Linked DNA regions of Homo sapiens: regions 2 and 3 are each linked to region 1. A link is a contact called in ENCODE Hi-C or POLR2A ChIA-PET data. All regions are on one chromosome and are shown on one strand. The core of a region is the stretch at or near the end of the contact, and the rest is flanking DNA. Distances in the headings are between cores, read along the strand shown.

Evidence for each region. Hi-C counts contacts between places; a loop is a spot of excess contacts on that map. ChIA-PET counts read pairs that join two places held with the same protein, here RNA polymerase II (POLR2A). Pooled maps may share reads with other maps.
Region 2: a loop to region 1 is called in a map of posterior cingulate gyrus, with 2.4 times the contacts of the local background. The contact joins the enhancer-like site here to the promoter of KMT5B in region 1. A Hi-C loop is called at or near these places in 16 of 168 maps with a recorded cell type or tissue (B cell, Caco-2, IMR-90 and 13 more), 21 of 37 single-sample maps with no recorded cell type and 28 of 50 pooled maps. POLR2A ChIA-PET finds 5 or more read pairs at or near these places in 2 of 52 experiments (HepG2 and IMR-90).
Region 3: a loop to region 1 is called in a map of heart left ventricle, with 2.1 times the contacts of the local background. The contact joins the enhancer-like site here to the promoter of KMT5B in region 1. A Hi-C loop is called at or near these places in 15 of 168 maps with a recorded cell type or tissue (B cell, Caco-2, IMR-90 and 12 more), 18 of 37 single-sample maps with no recorded cell type and 25 of 50 pooled maps. POLR2A ChIA-PET finds 5 or more read pairs at or near these places in 2 of 52 experiments (H1 and HepG2).

Annotation. Positions count from the first base shown.
Region 1 is chr11:68,211,859-68,215,019 of GRCh38, reverse strand. It overlaps KMT5B (lysine methyltransferase 5B), which reads left to right and starts at 1,724. Exons shown (of 11, transcript NM_017635.5): 1 at 1,724-1,882. RefSeq lists silencers at 743-882, 993-1,432, 2,018-2,487 and an enhancer at 344-1,046.
Region 2 is chr11:68,369,177-68,372,246 of GRCh38, reverse strand. The region is part of intron 5 of LRP5 (LDL receptor related protein 5); the gene reads right to left. Among named protein-coding and RNA genes, the nearest start is that of LRP5, 58 kb to the right of the region's middle. RefSeq lists an enhancer at 963-1,012. Within about 2 kb of position 1,331, at least 17 of the 41 ENCODE cell types and tissues checked have a DNase peak (open chromatin) inside an H3K27ac peak, as active enhancers do; they include B cell, OCI-LY7, ascending aorta and 3 more, where a contact is called at or near this core.
Region 3 is chr11:68,398,332-68,401,105 of GRCh38, reverse strand. All of the region lies in intron 7 of LRP5 (LDL receptor related protein 5), which reads right to left. Among named protein-coding and RNA genes, the nearest start is that of PPP6R3, 61 kb to the left of the region's middle. Within about 2 kb of position 1,407, at least 17 of the 41 ENCODE cell types and tissues checked have a DNase peak (open chromatin) inside an H3K27ac peak, as active enhancers do; they include ascending aorta, heart left ventricle, heart right ventricle and 1 more, where a contact is called at or near this core.

The sequences.
Region 1 (3,161 bases), core at 475-2,974:
CAGGCTGCGGCTCTTCCTGGCATCTGACTGAGCTGCCTGCCCTGCCCGCCTCCTCTCTGTGGCAAGGGCAGCCTCTCTCCCCTCCCAGGGCTTTGACACTGGCTGGTCCCACTACCCGCCCATATCCTAGGCACCCCCTTTCCCCAACACGCTCCAATTCACACTCCAGGTCTGCGCTTCCTTGGGCACCTGCCGGCACCAAGTTCCAGGCATGTGCACGCCTATGCCAACCTCAACTTCTTGGAGGTCCTCCGCACCCGCTTCCTGATTTATTCTGCATTTTTCACCCGAATGCTGAAAGAGGGCTCTGGCTCAAGCCCTGACTAGTTGTCATAGAGGTCACGGAACTCCCTGTGCCTCAGTTTCCCTAGGTGTAAAGTGGCACCCACATGGCCCCCACCTCCGGGGGTCGTCCTGACGCGTGAGAGGGAGGATGCGCGGAGACCCTGGGCAGCCCCGCAGGGGCCGGGAGCGCGCTCATCGTTCTGTTGTCTGGACTACAAGATCGATGCCCAGGCAAGCTTCGCAGCTCCCCGGCTCGCAGGCGGCCCGGTCCCTCAGGATCTCCCCGCCAGCCCGGGATCCCCGAGGAGGGATCGCACGGCCAGCGCGCAGGGCACACCCGGAGTGGAGCGGAGCACGGCGCGGGGCACATAGTGGGTGCTGGGGGCGGCGGGGCCCGCGGGGGGCCAGGCCAAGGCGCGCCCGCTCTCCTCCTCCCTCGCATGCTCCGCGCAGGAACGCTCAGCCTGCCCACACGGTCTTAGGGTGCATCTGCTGCCAGTGACCCCCATTCCCACAACAAAAACGCTCGTCTGCCCGGGGCCACCTCCCTCGGAGCAACTGGGACGCGCGGCGGGAGGGGGGGGGGTCCCCTTCCCCAGGGCTGCAGTCCGAGAGGCTGGCTCTAGAGCCGTCCCTGGTAGGGGCAGGTGTGCAAAGACCCAGGGCCCGGGACAGCTGCCGCGGTCCCGCGGGGACCGGGACCGGAATGCGGTCGCGTAAGGGCCGCAGGGGACCCTAACGTGGCGCCCGCGGGGCGCGGGCGACGCCGCCTCAGCCGCGATTTAAAGGGCAGCGAGGGCGGAGGGATCCCAGCCGCCTACCGGCCGGCCGCGAATCCCTCCGCCACGAGGGGAGGCGACGGCTCGCTCTGAATCGCCCTTTGTCCCTCCGCCGTCGGGAGCGCCCGGCACAGAACTCGCTCCCCGCGCGTGCCCGCGTCCCGCACAGAGCCCCGTGGAAGCGCCGCGGCGGCTGGGCCTGGCGGGAGGCGCGCGCACACTGTGGCAGCTGCGCCGCACGGTGTCCCTCCGCCGTCGAGGCCGCGGCCTTCTTTTCGTATCCTTCCACCGTGCCCGGGCGGGGTCCAGGCGGCTCACCGGGGGCGGCGACGCGGCGGCGGTGCGGGCGGCAGGGCAGCGGGGCGATGAGGTGAGGACGCCCGGGAACCGGAGGCGGCACCGCGCGGCGCACGGACCTGGGACGCGGAGTCCTGAAGCCGGCGGACGGTTTTCGTACGGGCGGCCGTGCGCGAGGCGAGGTGAGGCCCCGGGTGGCGGGGCGCGGGGGCGGGCGCCGGGGGCGCAGCGAGCCGAGGCCGGGGGCGCGGGGGGCGCGACGGCGGCGGCGGCGGCCGGTTGGGGGCGGGGGGCTCGGACGCTGCGGGGACTCATTTTTCCCGTCAGCGGAGGGAGCGAGCGGTGCTGCGGCCCGCGCCGCCATCTTGGATTTTACTCTCCATTTTTCTCTGGAATTATTTTTGGTGATTAATTTTCTGGGGGGGACTGGGACGCGGGGCCCGGCGGCGCGGCCCCGCATCGCAGCGGCCGGGCAGCGGGGCCTGGGACGCGCCCCGAGGAGGAGCGGGGCGGCGCAGGCGGTGAGTCGGGGGAGGGGCGGGCGCCGGCGAGGGTGTGCGGGGGGCGGCCTCGGTGACGGGGCGGGCAGGGACGTGGGGGACCGCGGGCCCAGGCCGGTCGCAGGGCTCCGGGGCCAGGGCGGGTGGGGCCGGGGCCGGGCGCAAGCGGCCGGGCGCGGGGGGCGGGGCTGCGGCCGGGCCGGTGCGGGGCCGGCGCGGGGCCTGCAGTGGTGGCCGCGGCCGGAAGGGAGCGGTAGCGGCCGCCGGGCAGCGTCGGGGCCGGGCCCGCGGCCGCACGAGGGGAGCAGCCCCGCCGCTCGCGATTGGGGGACTCTGTTTTCCCTTTTCTCCAATGGGCAGCCGTGAACCGTCTCGCCCAATCTGCTCCCACTGCCGCGCTGAACTTTTTGTTTTTGTTTTGGCCCGAGCGCATTTCGGAGCCCTCCCGAGCTCGTCCTGCAGCCCACCCTCCTCCCCGACGGCGCCCCTGGCCGTGGCCCGGCGACCCCGCGGCCGCTGCGTCCCCTTTGTGCTTTATCCGCTCTCCCTGCGTCCCCTGGTGTGTGTCTGTCCTTCCACGTATTCGCGGATGATGTGCACCGTTGTCACCTCCGCCTTGGAAGGAGGAACAATGACAACTCGATGCAACTTGCTGGATTAAGATAGAAACAAGTTGGGTGCTGAGAAATTCAGTCTATTTGGGTTTATTGGACCCGGGTCTGGAACAGTAACTTAACGATTTATTAAGTGGTGGAACTTTCGGAATACTGGGGAGGTGAACATGTGTTCTTTGAAGTTAATTTTTAAGAATTTGCCAAATGAAATTTACCTGGAGTGGGGGGAGTTTTCCTTAGAATAGAGGGCAGGTGAATTAATTTGATTGATTGTGGTTCTTTGTGATGTGGACCTTTTTCGATTTAAACCAGTTTGATATAAAGTGTAGTTGAGGATGGCCATACAGGTCTGAACTTTGCTGTGTAGGATCTTTAGAGGAAGCAGTTGCCAGCTATAACTTTTTTCCTTTAGTCTTTAATATTGAGAACACGCCTATAATATTGATAATTAGTAGTAAAAAGAAGTATTTTCAAAAGAGGAGGAAACCATTTTTACCTGAAATAATTACAGATAATGTGTGCATGTTGAAATACATAAATTGCCGCTTGCTGTAAATACAGATTTATTGTGTATCTGAAGGTTTAGCAATTTGAACCAGAGGTGTGGCCCTGTCCCTCTTGGAGCGCCTTATATTCCCAGGTTAGAGTCCACAAACGCTCTAATCCCGGCTTGTGTGGGAACTCCA
Region 2 (3,070 bases), core at 82-2,581, 160 kb before region 1:
TGCCTGACACTGCACCTCCTCACCGCCACGGTCCCGGGTCTGCCTGACACTGCACTTTCTCAACACCACTCCTTGGCCGGCTCCCAACTACAAACCAAGCCATGTCTTCCATCCTGAATCCTCTTGGCCTAAACATCACTCACAATGCCTCCCTCGGGAACAGGCACAAGTCCCACCAGCACAGCCTCCTTCGTTACCTGCGTTTCCGCTAGCCCAGGGCCAGCTCCAGAGCCCTCACCACAGAGCCTCTATCCTTCACCCCCGGACACTGGACCTCACCAACCCATAGCCTGGAGGAGATCCCTGTGTGACCCCAGGGCCTCCTCTGCCCGACTCTGAATTTCACTGCCCAACGTGACACCTCGGAAGGCTCTCTGGGCACTGGCAGCCCTCCATGGGCACCGCTCCTTCTGGCCAGCTCTGACATCCCGGCTGGTGAGGTGCCCTGCACGAGGCCTCTGCCCACTGGGACCTCACAGCCGTGCTGTCAGCTGCAACAAGCGACAGAATTTCACGTTTTCTTCACGTTGCCCCTGGGTGAGCAGCTCCAGGTAGTTTTCAGTCGAGGCGAGGCGTCCCGTCAGCAGCCAGGCGGCACAGCTAATTCATGCCCGCCGGGCGCACGGCCGCAATACCAATGGGCACCTGCAGCCTGGAAAGCCACAGAGGAACCGAGAACAGCGACTGTGCTCAGGTGACAGGACTGTGGTCTTTTAACAAAACATTTTCCTTTAACGTGATATTTTACGGCAAGGAATGAAACCTGGAGGGCAGGACATTTGGATACTAAAGCCCCAGGCTGCCGCGTGGTCTGCTTTGTGAAGTCTGAAGCCCGCGCCCCATTCTGGCCCCGCTCACAGGTCCGGCTCTGACTCACCAGCTTCAATGCTAGGCCGTGCCTGTCCTCCAACCAGAACATGACTTCCTTAAGGACAAAGCCGTTTCTCGCCCATCCCCATCTCCCTCTGGATTAAGAAATATGGGAAGATCTTCTAGAACCACCTCAAATTTGCAGAGAGCCATCCTGGTGACAAACCCTTGAAATGCTTCTAAGAAGAGTTTAGGTTTCTTCTCAACTCTAAAACCTCTAGAAAACTCTATTTCCACACCAGCTGCCCCTGGAACACTTCAGCTTCAAAAGGGCCCAGGGCAGGGAGACGGAGGAGCCAGCATCCACACCGAGCACCAGCCTGTTAATTAACGGGAAGCGGGTGGGGCCCATCTCCAGGCAGCTCTGAGGTCAGACTGGGGAACCATGCTTACAAAAAAAAGTGAACTGAAACGCTCACGTCCTCATGCAAAACCAGACTCCCAGTTGCATCTTTCTGTCTCATTGAGGAGCTTTTTCCTCCCTTTGACAGAACACCCTACACACGGCATCTGGAACCAAAGCAGAAAGATTCAGGCTCAGAGTAAAACAGTCCCCACACTGGCTGCATGTGGACGTTCCCGGCCCAGAGTCTCGCCCAAGCAGGGCCTATAAATGACACAAAATGTTTTTCTCCTGCGTGCCAGTCATGCTCCAACTGAGTTATGTGTAAAAGTGCCTCTCACGGCTGAGGGCAAAAACAGTTCCCACAAGACTAGAGAAAGGTGACCCCTGACGGCTGAGTCTCTAGGGAGCGTGGAGCTGCGTGCTCAGCCCTGCGGCCCTGACGGCTCTGGAATGGAAAAGCTATCCAACTGGAAGGGCAGGGCTCGCTGCTAGTCCAGCGGTCCAACCCCACAGGTGTCTGTGGTGTCAGCTCCATGCCACAGAGCCCAGGGCTGGGGCCAGAGCCACCAGGCCCCCTGCCAGCCTGCAGGGGCCTCCTCCTCTGGGTAGCCTAACCACCCCCTGTGAGCGCAGGCAGCCTCCTCTAATCACCACAGGGCCTGTCCCCCCCTCTCCCCCGCTTGCAGGAAAATGAGCCCTGAGGACTCCCCAGGGCTGCTCTGGGCCTGGACATGGAGACTGGGAATTACATTTGCAGAAGGAGCGCAATGCCCTTGAAGGGCTCAGCCACGAGCAGCCAGTCCCCAGGGCTCAGAAGGCCCAGCTGTTAGAACCCTGGGAGCCAGCAAAGAGCCAGGGGCTCCACCTAAGTCTATAGCCCCTGCCTCTTCTGGTTGGGAAAGAAATCAACGCCCCTTTACTGGCTCCCACTGACAGCCCACTCCCCCAGGTATGGGAGGATTCTGGGACGATGCAGGCAAACCTGGACCCTGAGTGAACCTGCCCCAGCTCTCACGGGCCTGGCACCAGCCACAGCACCTAAGGCGCCGGTCATGGTGACAACATGAAGGTGATAAGGGCATGGACAGTGGACATGGCAGCTGGACACTGGGCACCCACTGGATGCCAGGCACCCAGCACGGCTCCGTCACCCCTGGATGAGCAGTGGCCCTTTGCAAGCCAGGGTAGCCTGGGCAAGTTATTTGGGGGTCTCCAAGCTTGTCCAGCTGTGCGACTTCACTGAGCCATGAGTCTGGGATTTTATCAGGGCCCACACCCGTTCCTGGAACTCTGATACGTGAGGGAGCCACACAGGGACCCTTAACAAAAGCTCCCAGGGCAACATGTTCTCTTGCCTCAGTCTCCCAAATAGCTGGGATTACAGGCGCACGACTACCGCCCGGCTAATTTTTGTATTTTTAGTAGAGACAGGGTTTCACCATGTTGGCCAGGCTGGTCTTGAACCCCTGACCTCAAATGATCCTTCCACTGTTAGGGCAAGGCACCTGACAGGCACGACTGCACGATCTGCTTGTTGGGGGCTGTGTCCATTCCCCACTCCTTCGACAAATGTCCACACCCAGCCTTGCTTTGACACCCCAAGAACAGAGATGGTGACACCTGCTTCCTACATGCCCATTGCTCTCCCAAGGCAGACATCCCCAGCAGATGCAACACAGTGTTTAGGCAGACATCACCAATCGATGGTGGCAACAGACACCAGGCCCTGCTCCCTCTAACTCCAGTGGCCAGGCCCCAAGCCAGCTCTCACCTGCCCACTCCCAACCCACAGCAGCAAGACTCAGAAATGGCAAAAACACAAAGAGAACAGAAACGCCCCATAGCGGGAGGATG
Region 3 (2,774 bases), core at 158-2,657, 190 kb before region 1:
GCTTCTCCAAGGACACCCAGCGTGAGAGGAGGGGCTCACAGTAGCGGGCGAACCCTTTCCCCTTCTTCCACTCACAATAACAGGGCTGGGGGAGGGACATCGGCACAGAACACAAACACCACAAAGAAAAGAATCAGCATTTAGAAAAAGAAAGCAATCCAGGTTTCGATCTACCAAAAGGTCACTATTACCTCTTAAATTTTATTCTATTTTTGTAGAGATGGGGTTCCACCATGTTGGCCAGGCTGGTCTCAAACTCCTGTGCTAAAGCAATCTGCCCATCTCGGCCTTCCTTCCAAAGTGCTGGGATTACGGGTATGAGCTGCCACACCTGGCCAGAGGTCATTATTTTTATTTTTTATTTATTTATTTTTTTTGAGACGGAGTTTCACTCTTGTTGCCCAGACTAGAGTGCAATGGCGTGATCTTGGCTCACTGCAACCTTTGCCTCCCAGGTTCAAGCGATTCTCCTGCCTTAGCTGGGATTATAGGCAGGCGCCACCATGCCTGGCTAATTTTGTATTTATTTATTTATTTATTTATTTTTAGTAGAGACGGGGTTTCTCCATCTTGGTCAGGCCGGTCACAAACTCCCGACCTCAGGTGATCTGCCCGCCTCAGCCTCCCAAAGTACTGGGATTTACAGGCGTGAGCCACCGCGCCCAGCTCAGAGGTCACTATTATCTCTTGGAGAGATTTTTCTCTTCTTGCTCTATTTCCACACTTTCTTAATTTTAATACCAAACTTCCAGACATGTTGAACTGAAGTGAGGCAAGGAAGTCCATTTCCCTGGCTTCATTGAAGAGCAATAAAAAGGAGCCCACAGAGGGCCCAAGGCAAACAAGGGTGCTGGGCAGCGGCCGGCAGCCACTTCCTCCCTCTCTACCCTTGCTCCACACTCCCAGGTGGCCCCAAAACAAAGTGAGAGGAGGCGACGGGCTGTTCCACCCGGCTGGGGCTGGCTGTAGCCTCGGCAAGCGCAAGACGCTGGCTCTGGGCCGGCAGGGCCTGCGGAATCTCCTGGATGGGCAGAGCCTCCCACAGAGACCCCTATGGTGGCTCAGAAGCCACTCCCTGAACCTCACCACTTGCCACCTGGATTCCAGAACCCAGGACACTCCCCCAAGCCCCCTACTTTCCACCCAGATCGCAGAATCCCAGGGCACCCGGTGGACCCGGCCAACTGGGAAAACATCAGGCTTGCAATGAGCAGCTCTCAGTTGCTCTAATACTGGAGGAAGGAATCCCAAAGTGGCCTTCTGAGGACAACTTTCAGCACATCTTGACCGGCCCAACCCATCGGCAAAAGCCACTCTGCTGGGTCAGGCCTCCCCCAGACCTGGGGCAGGTTCCCTCTGGGCCGACTCAGGAGGCCTCTGCCTTTCCTGGAGCCAGATATTTCCAAGAATGCCTGAGCCGAGCCAAGCCTCTGGGCGTCAGGGGACAAGATGCAGAGAACGTGCCTGTCCTGGCTCCTGGGAGGGAACAGAGCCAAAACAGAGTTCAGAAATAACAGGGGCCAAATTTAGGACACCCAGGAACGCCAGTGCCGGAAGAGAACTTGGGAGATGAATTTTCCAGGACAGAGGTCAGCAAACTTTTTTGTAAAGGATAGAAAATATTTTCAGCTTTCAGGCCATAAGGGTCTCTGGAGCAGAAAGCAGCATGGAGAGCACGTGACTGAACAGGCATGGCTGTGTTCCAATACATGTTTTTTGGTTTTTTTTTTTAAAGAGGCAGGGTCTGGGCTCTGTCACCCAGGCTAGAGTGTAGTGACACGATCTTGGCTCGCTGCAACCTCAAACTCCTGGGCTCAAGCCATCCTCCCACCTCAGATGCCTAAGTAGCTGGGACCACAGGCGTGAGCCACCACACCCAATACTTTTTAAATATATATTTTTAAGAGATAGGTTCTTGCTCTGTCACCCAGGCTGGAATGCAATGACATGATCATAGTTCACCTCCTGATCACTTGAGCCCAGCCTCAAACTCCTGGGCTTAAGCGATCCTCCCACCTCAGCCTCCCAAATCGCTAGAGGCACACACTACCACACCCGGCAAAACTTTATCAGTGAAAAAACAAAAACAGGCTGGGCTCCGTGGCTCGAGCCTGTAATCCCAGCACTTTGGGAGGCCAAGATGGAGTTCCAGAAAAGCCTGGGCAACATAGAAAGACCCTGTCTTTACTAAAATTAAAAAAAAATTAGCCGGGCTTGGTGGCACACACCCGTAGTCCCCGCTACTCAGGAGGCTGAGACAGGAGGATCGCTTGAGCCTGGGAGGTCAAGGGTACAGCGAGCCATGCCATAGCACTGCACTCCAGCCTGGGTGACAGAGCGAGACCCTGTCTCAAGAAATTATTTATGGACACTGAAATTTGAATTCCATATAATTTTTTTTTTTTGAATTCCATATAATTTTCATGGGTCATGAAACCTCCTTTGGCTTTTTTTTTTTCAAGTAATTAAAAAATGTAAAACCCACTCAGCTTGAGCATGGTGTGAAAACAGGTGGCAGGGCTGGATCTGGCCCGGGGGCCGTAGCTCTCGACTCCTGCTCTAGTTCTGTGCACTTGTTTTTCAGGAAATGAAACTAGACCCGAGAGGCTGTGTCTGAGGACAATGAGATGGTCCAGCCAGAGGCCACCCAAGGGTCCAGCCCTGTCCTCTCCGAGCTGCCAGCTTCTGTCCCATTCCCAGGGTGAGCAGAGCAGGCGCACGCCCCCCTGACCAGCACACCAAGGAATGGGCCGGCCGCCGGCTGCCAGCTGGGA